Linked DNA regions of Homo sapiens: region 2 is linked to region 1. The links are chromatin loops, found by intact Hi-C in ENCODE. Cell type or tissue: heart right ventricle. All regions are shown on one strand.

What was found. Peaks named below come from ENCODE experiments on the same cell type or tissue, not always from the same donor. Only the 100,000 strongest peaks of a DNase experiment are listed, where the experiment ranks them.
Region 2: it touches region 1 in a loop (2.7-fold over the local background); 13 of 110 quality-filtered maps call a loop at or near these places.

What each region holds. Positions count from the first base shown.
Region 1 is chr20:17,906,386-17,914,385 of GRCh38, reverse strand. No RefSeq gene overlaps it. Among named protein-coding and RNA genes, the nearest start is that of SNORD17, 53 kb to the left of the region's middle. RefSeq lists a silencer at 7,165-7,326. In heart right ventricle, no CTCF peak of the experiment used is centred here; a DNase peak (open chromatin) is centred at 3,403; H3K27ac peaks cover 1,759 bases.
Region 2 is chr20:17,520,941-17,528,940 of GRCh38, reverse strand. It overlaps BFSP1 (beaded filament structural protein 1), which reads left to right. Exons shown (of 8, transcript NM_001195.5): 2 at 4,033-4,093. Among named protein-coding and RNA genes, the nearest start is that of BFSP1, 6.4 kb to the left of the region's middle. In heart right ventricle, no CTCF peak of the experiment used is centred here; no DNase peak of the experiment used is centred here; H3K27ac peaks cover 486 bases.

The sequences.
Region 1 (8,000 bases):
AATGTCCTCAAAGTTCATTCATGATATAGCATGTGTCAGAATGTCTTTCCTTTTTCCTTTTTCTTTTCTTTTCTTTTTTTTTTTGAGATGGGGTCTTGTCTGTCACCTAGGCTGGAGTGTGGTGGCACAATCTCGGCTCACTGCAACCTCCGCCTCCCAGGTTCAAGTGATTCTCCTGTCTCAGCCTCCTGAGTAGCTGGGATTAAAGGCATGCACCACCACACCTGGCTAATTTTTGTATTTTTAGTAGAGACAGGGTTTTACCATGTTGGCCAGGCTGGTCTTGAACTCCTGACCTCAGGTGATCCGCCTGCCTCAGCCTTGCAAAATGCCGGGATAACAGGCATGAGCCACCACACCCAACTGTTCTTCCTTTTTAAGGCTGAATAATATTCCACTGTGTATTCTATATTTTGTTTATTCGTCCATCGACAGACAATTGAGTTGCTTCCAGCTCTTGGCTATTGTGAATAGTGCTGCTGTGAACCAGGGTGTATGAATGTCTCTTAAAAGTTCTGATTTCAATTCTTTTGAGTATAAACCCAGAAGTGAACTTGGTGGATCATATGGTAATTCTATTTTAATTTTTTGAGGAACCACAATACTGTTTTCCACAGTTTACATTCCCACTAACAGTATGCCTAGCTTTTTATATTTCTCCAGGAAGCCTGCTTTGCCACTGCCACCAATGACTTTGTCATACTTTCTCTTCCTCTAAACTCCCCTCCACTCTTCTACTCTTACTGTCAGTTTCACCCGCAGATGCTGCCTTATTTTACTGAGAAGAAGACCGTCAAATCCAAAAAGAAGCCATCAAATCCAAACACACTCCTTCTCCCGATTTCAGACCACATTCATTGTCAGCATCTTCTCCTTCTCGTCTGTTACGACCGACGAAATGCGTCTGCTCCCTGTCAGGGCAAACCCCTTTGCCTGTGCTCTGACTCCACCTCTCTTGCCAACTCAAAACTTCATTACTTCATTCATCTTTCTAATTTCCTTCCCCGTCCAAATTTCCTTCCAATTTCTATCACCCATCTACTGGATCCTTTTTGTCAGCATTTAAGTAGGCTGAGTGTTGTCCACCTTTAACAGAGATTCACCCTTAAGAGTTCATATCATCTCTGTGATATTCTTGCCAAGAATGTTTAACCTGAATCCAATCATGACAAAAAAATCAGGACAATCCAGAATGTGGGACATGCTACGTGACAACCAGCCCAAACTCTCCAATGTCAGTGGCATGAAAGACAGAAAAATACAGGGGACTGTTTCTGATTAAAGGAGACTACAGAGATGTGGCAACCAAATGGAATGCATGACTCTTGATCGGATGCTGGACCAGAGAAAAAGCTACAAAGGACATTTTTAAACATTTGGGGAAATGTGAATATGGTCTCTTTATTAGATAACTTTGATGCTAAATTTCTTTGAGTGGGATATATCATGAGGTCATGTGGGAGAATGAGCTCGTTCTTAGGAAAAGCATGCTGATATACAGGGGGGTCTGCAACTTTATTTCCAGTGATTTACCCCAAAGTGAATACATGCGGGTATGTGCATGGGAATTAAATGTGACAAAGGGTTGACAAATGATTAAAGTGAAGGGTACAGAAGTGTTCATTGTTCTATCCTTTCAACTTTTCTGTAGGTTTTTCATTTTTAGGAATTAGCCATATTGGTATGGGTCTATTTCTAGACTTTTTATTTTCTCCCATTGATCTGTACATCTCTCCTTTTGCCAATACCACATAAGTCAAGATGACTATAGCTTTGTAATAAGTATTAAAATCTGGTAATATAATTCTTCCAATTTAAAAAAAATAAAAATAAAAATAAAAAGTTGAGCAGAAAAAGAACCTTTCTTTTATTTTTCCTTTTTTTTTTTTGTTTTAAGACGGAGTCTTGTTCTGTCACCCGGGCTGGAGTGCAGTGGCACGATCTCAGCTTACTGCAAGCTCCGCCTCCCAGGTTCAAGCAATTTTGTATTTTTAGTAGAGACAGGGTTTCACCACGTTGGCCAGGATGGTCTCAAACTCCTGACCTCAGGTGATCTGCTCCCCTCGGCCTTCCAAAGTGTTAGGATTACAGGTGTGAGCCACTGCGCCTGGCTAAGAATTTTTCTTTGAGCTATATCTGCCTATAGCTACATCCAATTTATCCGCTGGTCTTCTCAGTTAAACTTCTGAAGTCATTGACACTCAGTGCTCCCACTGCCTCACCTCCCATCCACCAGTGGTTTCTGCCCTCACCGCTGCCTTGAAATTGCTCTTATCAGGGCCCAGACAATCTCCATGCTGGCAATTCCAATGGTGGTGTTCCACATAGGTGGCTGCTTCCTCATCCTTGAAACAGTCTTGTCTCTTAGCCTCTGGGATAACTTATCTCTTGGATTTCCTTCTACCTCACTGATCTCTTTCACTCTTCTTTGCTTGTTCCCTTTTCTCCACCCAACCTGTAAATTTTGGGCTCCTTGGAGCTCAGGCTCTTCCTTCTTTAAATTCTCCTTTGCTGTTGTCATCAATTTTTATCAATTTTAAAAAAACTGAGTTTGTTCCAGTAATACCCAAATATGTACCTCTAGGTTGGATCTTTCCCACACTTGACTACTTGACAACTCTCTTCTTGACACCACTCCTTGGATATTTCACAGACATCTCAAGTTTAACTTTTAATCATTTTTTCATTAACTGAGCCTATATTGATTGAGCACCTGCTGTGTACTAAGTAACTGTTCTAAACACTGGGGACATAGGGAGACAAAACAGTACGACTGTACCATGAGAGCACATTCTAGCTGGAAGAGAAGGATGATAAGCAAATAAGTAAGAATTCATTTGTGGTCAGTGCTATGAAGAGAATAAAATAGGAAATATGTTAGATACATTGGATGGACTGTATATTTTGGATGATCGGAGAAGGTCTCTCTGAGCCTGATGTAGATGAACCCCAAAATTGGGGCTTAGCCTGGGAGGGTTATTGGCTTTGCTCAAGAAAGAATTCAAGAGTGAGTTGACAGTGAAAGAAAGCAAGTTTATTAGAGCAATAGTGTATAGCAAAATGGTGGCTCCGCAGACAGGGCAGAGCTGTCCCATAGACAGAGTAGCCCAGAGTAGCCCAGAGGAGCAGTGTACAGCAAACTGGCTGCTCCACAGAGCAGTCCTGAGCAACAGTGGCAGTGTGAGGCAGCAGTAGCAATGTGGAGGAGGAATCAGAGCAGGAGCTACCGCTTGGATTGCTGGAGTTCTATTTATACCCACTGTTAATTATATGCGAATGAAGGGGTGAGTCATTCAGAATTTTCTAGAAAAAGGGTGGAGAGTTCCTGGAACCATATAAGGTAACTTCTGGGTCATTGCCACGGTACATTGCCATGGTATTTGTAAACTGTCACGGCACCGGTGGGAGTCTATTTAGTAATGAAAAATGAGGGCAGCCAGAGGTCACTTTGGTGGCCATGTACTGGTTTCAGCTGGCTTCTTTACTGCATCCTGTTTTTGTGTGTGTGAGTGTGTGTGTGTATGACGGAGTCTCTCTCTGTCACTCAGGCTGGAGTGCAGTGGCACGATCTTGGCTCACTGCAACCTCCGCCTCCCGGGTTCAAGCAATTCTCCAGCCTCAGCCTCCTGAGTAGCTGGGATTACAGGCACGCGTAATGCACCCGGCTAATTTTTGTAGTTTTAGTAGAGACGGGGTTTCACTATGTTGGCCAGGCTGGTCTCGAACTCCTGACCTCAAGCGATCCGCCCGCCTTGGCCTCCCAAAGTGCTGGGATTGCAGATGAGAGCCACCATGCCCGGCCCTGCATCCTAGTTTTGATCAGCAGGGGCCTTACAGGTGCTCAGAAAATAAGTCCTGCTGATTTTCTACCTCAAAGAGACCAAGATGAGACCAAGATGAGAAGACAGGGCCAGAATAAGCAGGTTTAGAGAGGAGGGCTCTAGGCTGAGGAGAAGACTAGTTTCGACACCCTGAGGGAGGAATTGCTTGGCTCCAGAACTGAGATGTGTCCAGATCTAGTTTTTAATGTGTCCCCAGGACAAGAGCTTTGATCTCTTCTTTCTCTGGTTTGTATCTTTGAATTTCAGGCCATGTAAGACCTGCTCATCAACTCTGTCTGAAAAACCTTTGGTTGACCTGAATTTCTATTCTGGAATCTTCTTCAAATTAGCAGCAGCTTTTTCTCTGAGCTAGAAAGCACTTTGATTCTTTTATTGGCAACAAGTCAGGAATTTTAGAACAAGATGCAGGCATTTGTCAGCGTGTTACAGTCCTTCTTTTCCACATGCAAAGTGCAAATAATAATCCTGACATCTGCTTGAAGGGGAAAGGTTTCCATTGTCCAGTGAGTCTTGGGTCCCACCCCTAGCCCATCCTCTACCCTCCACAGCTGCCTTTGTTTTTCTGGAGGCTGGAGGAGACTGGGGAGACAGAGGTCTTGGGACTGACAGCTGACACAGGCTGTAAGCGTCCCTCTAAGCAAAGTAGAAAGGGCGACGACCTGACCCTGTTCTGTAACCTTCTCTGTAGAAAGTGCAGTGATGCTGACAAAGATGATGATAAAATCTCCTGCACCTCCCTCAGGGCTGAATCCCACTAGGCCTTGCTAATGAGGCACGATCCATCTTTTCCTAAATAGGGGGAAACCACTCCTTAAATGAATTACAATCACTCTTAGAACCTAGGGTTTTTTGTTTGTTTGTTTGTTTCTGAATGGGCAATATATTCATATCTTTCTAAAATTTAAAAAATAAAGATGAAAAAATTTCTAAAAACGTCTTCCCAAGTCCCTGTTCACAACTTCTTGGTTTTCATTCACCTCTATCCCCTGCCCTTCAAATGTGTAACCACTATTATCAGTTTCTTGTGTATCCTTGTGTGCGGCCCACTTGGAACTGAAGACTGCCATACATTCTGTCTTTGGGGCAGCTTCCACTTCCAGGAGAGGGACCAAGAATAAACCTACCACAAATCTTCTATTCAGGGGAGTTTCATGGCCATGAGGAAGACACAGAGACTATTTGCACCTGCATAAATAAACCTCATCACAAACTTCTAAAATACCCTGTTTCTTCTCCTAAAAACCCATTTGTAAATCTATTTGTTCTTCCCATGGTAGCCCTCCTATTCTCCTTCTAAGGCATATAAGCCCCCAGTTCTAACCACTCCGTCATTGAGCACTTCTATGTGTCTGTGCATTCCCCGGGTAATTAAACTCTTTTTTCTTGCTAATCTGTCTTTTTTTCAGTTTAATTTGCAATCCCCCAGTATTGAACCCAAGAGTAAAGTTTTTTTTTAAATTATTTATTTATTTATTTATTTATTTTGAGACAGAGTCTCGCTCTGTCACCCAGGCTGGAGTGCAGTGGCGTGATCTTGGCTCACTGCAAGCTCCACCTCCTGGGTTCACTCCCCAACACCTGCAAAGACTTTATGGGGGAGGTGTATTTTAAATACAAAAATTAGCCAGGTGTGGTGGTGCGTGCCTGTAGTCCCAGCTGCTTGGGAGGCTGAAGCACGAAAATCACTTAAACCTGGGAGGCAGAGATTGCAGTGAGCCAAGATTGTGTCGCTGTACTCCAGCCTGGGTGACAGAGCAAATATATTCTTTTACACCCTACCCCATACACCTTTTTTAAAATTTTGAGAGAAGATATTGCTCTGTCGCCTGTGCTGGAACGCAGTGGCACAATGACAGCTCACTGCAGCCTCAGCCTCCTGGGCTCAAGCGACCTTCACACCTTGGCCTCCTGAGTAGCGGGGACTGCAGGCACACACCACCACACCCGACTTATTTTTGCATTTTTCGTAGAGATGGAATTTCACCATGTTGGCCAGGCTGGTCTCAAACTCCTGAGCTCAAGCAATCCTCCTGCCTCAGCCTCCCAAAGTGCTGGGAGGTGTAAGCCTCCCACACCCAGCTTCCATACACATACCTTTAAAAAAAAACCCCACAAATGATTTTGTACTGTAGGCTGAGTGCAGTGGCTCACACCTGTAATCCCAGCACTTTGGGAGGCCAAGGTGGGAGGATGACTTGAGGTCAGGAGTTTGAGACCAGCCTGGCCAACATGGCAAAACCCTGTCTCTACTAAAAATACAAAAATTAGCCGGGTGTGGTGGTGCATGCCTGTAGTCCCAGCTGCCTGGGAGGCTAAGGCACGAAAATCTCTTAAACCTGGGAGGCGGAGATTGCAGTGAGCCAAGATTGTGTCGCTGTACTCCAGCCTGGGTGACAGAGCAAGACTCTGTCTCAAAAAAAAAAGGAAAAAGATTTTGTACTATATAACTGTTATGTGTCTTGCTTTTCTTTTCACTTGATAATATAACTCGGAAGACTTTCGATGTCTGTATATAGAGAGAATCCTGTTTTTTGTGCCTGAATAGTATCCATTGCATGCATGTGGCTATAATTTTTAAAATAGATATTAAATTATGAATAAAGTACAATAAATATGCAATCCCCTCCAAAATTCCTGTTGAAATGAAATCCCCAATGTACCAGTATTAAGAGGTATAGCCTTTGGGAGGTGATTAAGTCATGAGAGCTCTGCTCTTATGACTGGGATTAGCAGCCTTATGAAAGGGCTGGAGGTTGAAGGGAGCAGTCTCTTGTCCTTCCACTTTCTACCATGTGAGCACACAGCGGCAAGGTGCCATCTTGGAAGCAGAGAGCATCCCTCACCAGGCAGCAATGATGGATCTTGGACTTTCCAGTCAACAGAGCTGTAATAAATACAATAAGTTTCAAGGCTGGGCCTGGTGGCTCATGCCTGTAACCCCAGCACTTTGGGAGGCCAAGGCAGGCAGATCACCTGAGCTCAGCAGCTTGAGACCAACCTGGGCAACATGGTGAAACCCTCTCTACCAAAAACACAAAAAATCAGCTGGATGTGGTGGTGTTCGCCTGTGGTCCCAGCTACTCGGGAGGCTGAGGTGGGAGGATAGCCTGAGCCTGGAAGATGAAGGTAGCAGTGAGACCCTGTCTATAAATAAATAAATAAATTTCAAAATACCCAGTTTAAGGTATTTTCTTATAGCAACACAAATGGACTAAGATGAATATACATACTTAATACATATTAAGGCTGGGCATGGTGGCTGACGCCTGTAATCCCAGCACTTTGGGATGCTGAGGCTGATCACCTGAGGTTGGGAGTTCGAGACCAGCCTGGCCAACATGGTGAAGCCCCGTCTGTACTAAAAACACAAAAATTAGCTGGGCATAGTGGTGCACGTCTGTAATCCCAGCTACTTGGGAGGCTGAGACACGAGAATTGCTTGAACCTGGGAGGCGGAGGTCACAGTGGGCCAAGATTGCGCCACTGCACTTCAACTTGGGCGACAGAACAAGACTCTGTCTCAAAAAAAAAAAAAAAATACGGCCATGTGAGGTGGCTCATGCCTGTAATTTCAGCACTTTGGGAGGCCGAGGTGGGTGGATCACCTGAGGTGAGGAGTTCAAGACCAGCCTGGCCAACATGGCGAAACCCTGTCTCTATTAAAAATACAAAAAGTAGCTGGGTGTTGTGATGGGCACCTGTAATCCCAACTACTCGAGAGGCTGAGGCAGGAGAATCACTTGAATCTAGGAGGCAGAGGTTGCAGTGAGCCAAGATCATGCCATTGCACTTCAGCCTGGGCAACAAGAGTGAAACCCCATCTCAACAAAACAAAACAAAACAAAACATATTAGTATTTATCTAATGGCCTTCTTGAGGGGCATTTGGGTCTGTTTTGATCAAACAGCATCACAATGAGGCAACAAATAACCAAGTACATACATGGTTTCATCCGTGTGCAAGTTTATCGTAGCATAAATACCTCCTGTTGTATTTGTACCTCCAGTGTGCATTTGTAGTTTTGATAGTTTTTGCCAAACCAGCTCCTATGGAAGTCAAACCAAAGTACATTCCCACCAGCAATACAGGCAGATAGGAGAGACCGATTTGGTGGGGCAAGCCAGCGGCATCCCTAGGAATTTGGGGTGGGGAATTCAC
Region 2 (8,000 bases), 390 kb after region 1:
CACTGGTCATTCCAGCCAGATTTGGGAACCCTTGGCATAGGGTAGTCAGAGGATTTCTGTAAACCTGCTCTATGTTTGAGTTCCAGTTTCTCAATCTGAATCTTGGGCAGGTTATTCATTGTTGTGTTCTGAACACATTTATCAAATCACATTTATTGATTCGATTCCTGTCAGCTCTTTTGTCTTGGGGTTTAATCTGTAGAAACAGACTTGGAGCTGGTAGAAGGGACCTGAAAATCCACTTGTTACAGAACTTCATGGGGAAACTGAGCCTGGGAGAGGGCCTGTGGGTGGCAGAACTTGAACCTGGGTTTTCTCACCCTGGGCCTATGCTCTTTCGGGAACACTGTATCTTGAGATAATCCGTTCTTGGACTCCTGCAGCCTAAGGCCCAGAAATAGGACCTCATTCAGATGAAGCTCATGTTCTCCAAAGCAAAGGGGGAAAGTGCCCTGTGGCTCAGACATCCGGGGCAGCTTGATGGACCATCAAGATTCCCTGGATGGCCTTTGTGTTGGCATTAGACCATAGTCTACTGTACTTTGGCTGGTAAGCATGACATCCATGAGTCCTAGTTGAAGGAAAGGCCATGTTGGGTTTTCCTGGTCTTTACTGATTGCACTTGGTTCTGAGTTATATGCCCATCATGAAGCAGTTCCATCAGGCTCTGTGATTTATTTAAAATTCATATTAATTTATTCCCTCCCTTTGCCCCCTTGGAGAAGTTTTGACATTTGGATTGTGGTAGTGGGAACTGAAAATCATTATAGAAATGCTCATCCACATCCATAGGCACACACACATACACATACATGCCAGGCTGGAGTTTACATTCCAGAGGTGAGTTGATGGCTACCTAAAGCCAGGGGAAAATAATGCAGCAATGGGTTAGTATGTGCAGGCTTGGTTCCATGCCAGTGCTAGGCATAGTCTCTACCTGGCAGTTGAATAATTTCAAAATCAGGTCTTTAACAGGTCAAAGACTAAACAAAACACTGAATAAAACAAGAATGAAATAAAAACAAAACTATCAAAATACAACAACAGAGTCAATTATTCAAATTGTTGAAAACTAAAAATAATTTATGTAAAACAGTTAATTGAAGCCAGTTTTTTCACTTTATGAATATACTTATATGAATATACACATCATGAATTCTTTGTAGTGAAATCACTCTCTCTCTCTCTCTTATTTTATTTTATTATTTTTTTTGATACAGAGTCTCGCTCTGTCACCCAGCCTGGAGTGCAGTGGCGTGATCTCGGCTCACTGCAAGCTCTGCCTCCTGGGTTCACGCTATTCTCCTGCCTCAGCCTCCTAAGTAGCTGGGACTACAGGCGCCCACTACCACACCCTGCTAATTTTTTTGTATTTTTAGTAGAGACAGGGTTTCACCGTGTTAGCCAGGATGGTCTCGATCTCCTGACCTCGTGATCTGCCCGCCTCGGCCTCCTAAAGTGCTGGGATTACAGGCGTGAGCCACCGCGCCCGGAAATCACTTCTCTTTAATATAATATCTAGACTTGTCTTTACAGCATGAAAATTACTCACAATATCAGGTTAATGTGTTGATCCTCAAACATGTTCTTAAGCTATGGAAACTCTTAGATATTTCCAGCAGGAAAGAGCAATAAGAAAATTAGATTTTATTAAGTTTTATTCTCAAAGCTAATTATACATTTAAAAACTAATTTCTGGCTCTGTTATTGCAACACACAAAATAAACTACTAAATGTAACATCCTGATGTGAAATGTAAAACTTATGCAGAGATGTTTAGTTTCCTAGATAGAACTCAGCTTCGCAGATGGTTTTAGATCTGGGAATGCGTGCACATTGCACATATTCATAATTGTTCTTCCTTCAGTTCATGACTTTTCCTTCTGAGAACATGGTGGTGTGGTTTTCTAGCACCTTTCATGGTTGCAGAATACTTGACTTGAACCCATGGCATGGGCATGCAAGGGCACAGAAAACTATGCTTTGTGGATTGGGCTCAGTGTTAATTAGGATTGCTTTCAACTATAAAGGACAGAAACTCCAAACTGACATTGACCCACTTCAGACCAATTAGGATGGCAACTATAAAAAACAAAACAAAACAAAAAACAACAGAAAATAAGTGTTTGTTAGGATGTGGAGAAATTATGGACTGTTGATGGGACTGTAAAATGGTACAGCCATTGTGGAAAACAGTATGGCAGTTCCTCAAAAAATTAAAAAATAGAGTTACCATATGATGCAACATTTCCATTTCTGTGCATATACCCAAAAGAATTGAAAGAGGGTTTTGAATAGCTACTTGCATATACGTGTTCATAACAGCACTGTTCACAATAGCTAAAATGTAGAAGCAACCCAAGTGTCCACTGACAAAGGAATACGTAAACAAAATGTGGTCGATACATAGAATATTATACACCCTTAAAAAGGAAGGTAATTCTGACATATGCTACAATATGGTTGAAACTTGAAGACATTATGCTAAGTGAAACAAGCCAGTCACAGAAAGAAAAATATTGTATGATTCCACTTACATAAGGTAGTTGGGCGTGTCAAATTCATAGAGACAGAAAGTACAATGGTGGTTGTCAGGGCTGGGGATGGGGAGAATGGGGAGTTAGTATTTAATGGGTACGGAGTTTCTGCTTTGCAAGATGAGGAGTTACAGAGATGGATGTTGGTGGTGATTTCACAACATTATGAATATATTTACTATCACAAACTATATACTTAAAATGGTTAAGTTGGTAAATTTTATGTTATGCATATTTTACCAGCCCCCCCCCCCCCCCCCCCGCCATACAGAAAAAAACAGAAAAAGTGATACTGGCTTACCCAAAATGTCATTGGCTTATCCAAAATGTTTCTCACTTGTGTAAGGTCTGGTTAAGCAGTTTAGTATGATACTGTACAGTATTTGGGACACAGAAGGTTCTGTGTGGCCTTCAGGAAGGCAGCATTCATGTTTCTGGCTGCAGGATGGAGGGAGGGATGGAAAATGAGAAGCAAAGGGCACACATACACCATTACTTAACTAAAGGTATCTGGAAGCTGCCATGCAGACTTATGCTTCCATCCCATTGGTCAGGACTTAGTCACATGGCCACACCTGGCTGCAAGGAATGCTGGAAAATGTAGTCTCCCTTCTAGGCAGTCCTGTGCTTGCCAAGCATCAAGGGCTCTAACTCCTGAAGACAGCAAGAATGGGCATTTGGGGGTCACCTTATAGGGAACAAGGGGAGGGGTCATTTAGGAAGGAATCTTCTCTCTTTAGGGTTAAAATTCCCCCAGAGGGACGTGCCTCAGTTGTCCCAGCCGAGCAGAAAAGGAGCTGGGGTACTTATGCTCCAATTTGCCTCATTCAGAGTTTGTGGGCTGCTCCCAGAGGCCCTGACTCCCTGGCACGTCCAGCCTGCCCCACCCATTTGCCCAGAGGAGGCCATCGCTGTGTGGGGAGTGATGCTGCTGGGAGGAGGGAAAAGTGTGCGGAGCATCTGCCTGAGTTTCCTCATCTTTAATGCAGCACTAACAATAACTGCTTTCTTCTGGGGTGATGTAAGGATTAAATGACATAATCCAGAAAAACTGACAAATTACATGTGTCAGCAAATAAAATACTATAGGAAATCCAAGTACGGTCAGGTTAATGGTGGTGTAGATTGTGCAGGGCAGTCTCCCATCTCTGCCACTGCTGCACTTGGGTTATAGATAGGCTAGGATATAATTCCCTCATCCTTGGGGTGGCTGGGAATAAGGCTGTAGGGGCTGGGGTTGGTGCCTTCGGGCTGGGAGACTCCTATTCCGCTAACTGCCCCTGGTTACCCCACGCGGTGTGCAAATGGTACCACTTTCTGATTGGGAGGCAGTCAGCTAGGAAATGCAGCATTCGTTAGCTACTACTTTAAAATTAAGACCCTCTCCTTAAAGGAGAGGGCATCGTACCCAGGTTGAATTTAATGCTGATTATGTGATCCATACATGTGAAAGCATGGTAGTTACCCAACTCTCACTTATGTGTCCAATTTGCAGGTATGAAAATGAGTGCGAATGTCAACTCCTGCTAAAAGAAATGCTTGAACGGCTTAACAAGGTGAGCGGAACACATCCTTGGGTTTACGTAGCTTAATTACAGTGTTGAATGGAATGGTGGAAGTGCAGGTTTTACAGGCTTCCTCTTTGTGTTACTTTGGCGGTCACTACTTCTTTTGCAGTCACTCTGTCTCTTGACTTGTTAATTTCAATTGAGTCTTTATGAGTGAACTCACACACCCATACACACACCCCTCTCTCACGAGAGAAACACAGACTATGAAGCTTGTTGGTTATGCTAGGCTAGCAAAACCTGCCGGCGTTACAGTGACAAGCTGCTGTTTTACTTGTCAGACATACTGATGCCCAACACCAAATTTAGGAAGGACCTTGCTTTGGGCAGTGGTTATTTGGACACAGTGATACCTCTGTCCTATTGGCTAAGAGTTTTGAGATTGCGGCTCCACAGAAGTCTCAAGATAACAGAGGAAGAAATTTCTATTTCCTCTAGAGTTCCCTCTTATAGCGTGACCAATAGCCCCAGGGGAGATGCCAGGGGTTCTTAGCCACTTGACTTTCCTGCAGGGTTATGTGGAGTTGCTCTTTACAGAACAGTGGTGATTTCCTTCTTGGGATTCTTCATCATGATTCTAACTAACTGATTGGATTTTCTGCTTTTGCTGGGAGAATCCCACCACCAAAAAGCAGAATGATTCTGGACCACCAGGGTTGTACAGAACCAGGGATGGCACATAGCTTTAAGCATGGCCCTTTTCTGATCGTTTTTGAGCTCCAATGTCAGAGCAGAACGACCCATGGAGACTATTTAGTGGAAAGGCTGCTTGATTAGGGCACATGGGCTGCCCTTCCCCGCCCCTTCCATGCCTACAACTCATCAAAATTGCTGACAAAACCGCAGACTCTTCCCTGCCATGCCCAGGTATGCTTTAGGCTTCTTTGCCACATGGAACTCCAAGCAGCCTCTTTGGACAGTCAGGGTTAGCGCCGGATGTTTGCCATCCCTTCACTTTGTCCAGCCTTTGCTGTCTAGGATTACTCTGCTGGTTGAGGGGAAAATCAGAACTAGAATCTAGGGGAAACCCAATTTTGCTTTGTCTATGTTACCTGCCCCTCTGCGCGTGAGCACGTATGATATGTTCAAACCAGGACAGTGTGCAAAAGAGGGTGCAGTTTGTAATAACACAGGTCAGTCAATGCAGGCTGGGACTCTCAGGACAGCTAGTAGGACACTTGGGCACCCTAGATAGAAACACAGAGATGGCAGTGAGAATGCACTTCAGGAAGGCCCTGAGGACACACGCTCAATAGTTGGCTTGGAAAACGATGGCCTCGAGCCTGTTGGACATCTGAGCTGGGAGTTGGGCCTTATTAGTGTCTGACATCACTCTGCTATTCTGCTGACACCTGTAGCTCATCCCCATTCTTCTGTTTTGTGCAACCTCAGACTGCCAGAACATGGCCTTCAGACACGGGGACCCAGCACCCTTCACAGCACCCCTCAGGCCCTCCGAGGCCCTCTCCCCAACACTTCCACATGTTGCTTTGTGAGCATCTGTCCTCACTTGTCACTCACGCAGTGCCATCCTGGGTACTCTTCAAATAAAGGGGAGAAAGAATGGGGTTCCTCTTTTACCCTTGATGGAAAATGACAGTGAATTTAAAAAACAAGCTTAAACTTTCTGTTGTTTTTCTCTTTTTACAAAAGCAATCCATATTCTCAGTAGAAAAAATAAGGCAACATAGATAACGAAAAATAAGGAAAAGGCATCGCATAATACACCTTCATGTATATTGTGACATAGAGTGTGGACATTTGAAGTATCAGCCCTGTAAGAATATTATGAAGGTTCTGGGGAAAGATGCTACCAAGAATGTGGGTGAGACCAGCACAGGCAATTAGCATGACTGGCCCCTGGGTCCAAGTAAGACAGTACTGCCCGCAGGTGAGCTGCAGAGCCCCAGCGAGGAGTGTAGCCTGTGACTAGGAACCTCCTGCTACAGCTGAGCATCTGTGAGACTGTGGGCCAATTGCCTTGTCCCTCTGAGCCTCGGTTTTTTCATCTGTGAAATGGAATCACAATACTCCCCACCCACCATAGGAGTGAAAGTGCCTAGTGAGAACTAAATGATGTAATAATGTATATGACTTGCCCATCACCTGGTGGTGCTGAATCCCTGATCACTGTTATTACTACAGAGCACTTGATGTGACAGACACCAGCTTGGTTTTCTCCACAGTGTGGGTGCAGAACCCTGTTGAAATGGGAGGTGACTTTAGAAAGTGCATGGAGGAGTGATATTTAATAGTTGTGAATTTTTTATGATTACCTGTTATTTACAGCGGATGACATAAAATATTCCTTTCCAAATAAACCTACGTAAGAATGAGTACCTTTAAAGACAAATACAGAGTGAATAAGATGCAGGTGGTCCTTGGATAATAGTAGAAATCATAAACACAGCAGGCAGATGCAGGACGCTGGGGAGGGCCTTGTGCAAGCCTGTGGGAGCCTCAGAACAGCCCGTGGTTATTGGGGGGGCAGGTTTTATTCTCAGAAATGACCTATTCCAAATCCTTCTCTGGGCCAGTGAGGAAACTCACCCTTGATGAGGTTAAATGACTTCAGAGCCTCGCAGCTCAGCCGTGGTAAGTGTAGACAGGAGTTGGGGTCTTTTGTATTTGTGGTTCATTCTCTACCTCCAAAGAATAGTCAGGGAACCGGTATTACTCAGAGGCCAGACACGAAGCCAGAGAGTTCTCGGCTATAGGTGGCCCCATGGACCTTGATGTTGGTGTCCTGTCCACACACCTTGGGCCATGCCAGTGGTCACTCAGACACGCTGAACACCCTGATCACTGCCTGCATCTCGGGCTCTGGGAACATGCATGGCCCACATCAGTATAGTCCAGAAGCGCTGGGTGTTAACACCCCAGGAACAACCCTCAGTTGCTGTGGACTGGGATAGGTGGATAAGTTCCCCACCCCTCATAGTGATGGTTCAGAGCCACATTCCACATGGTCCCTCAGAGGGACCCCAGCCGTACTGAGCTGTCTACAATGGCAACCTGCTCGTCACATTCCTTCATTGGTTTTGTTTCCTTCTCTGGCTCACTAGCCTCCCTTACCTGTGCTTCCTGGGATCACCTCCCAGATAAGCCACAGGTACCCAGTCTTTGCCTTGGGGTCCACTTCTGGAGAACCCAAATAGTCCCTCAAGGGCAGGGCCAGGTGAACACTGGACCTTTTTGTTCTCTGCTGAGATCATCAGATGACATGAAAGAGGCTAAAATTCACATCGCATCAGCTGGTCGTGTGAGTGATTTTGGCCTGCAGGTTTTGGGTATTTTCTTACATCAGATCAACGAGGTTTTAGCTCAGTCTCAGTGGCCATTTCCTTTGGTCTGACTTGTGGAAGGGATTCATCCCTGGGTGTGGCCGTGGGACATCACTGATCCAGTCTTTGCATCCTACTTGGAGGATATTGCAGTGTATGTGAAAGGACTGATGGCCCCTGCCTTCACAAAACCACCATGCATTTCTTCATGCTGCCCGTGTAATCAAGCCTACGGAAAGAGCTCCTGTAGTTTTATCAGCCAGATAAATTATAGTAGGCCACTCTTTGCTGTGCACTTAGAAGTGAAGTAAACTCCTCAACACGTTACCTACAACCTATGGCCAAAGTTATTCAACTTCTCAGCCTTTTGATGTAGTAGGAATTCCAGGTGACTTTAAAATATTTGGGTTTGCTAACTTCTAGATCTCATGGTCACCAAATATATACGTATGAAGTTACTGGTCTGCTATGATGCCTGATTTGCTTATCTTGAGGAAACTGTAAGCAGCAGACTTTAAAATCTCCCTCTCCTTTTCTCTTTAAAATTCCCAGAATTTTAAAATGATGTGGTTTCTAGTCAAATGCTTTCACTTAAAAACAATTTTAAAAAT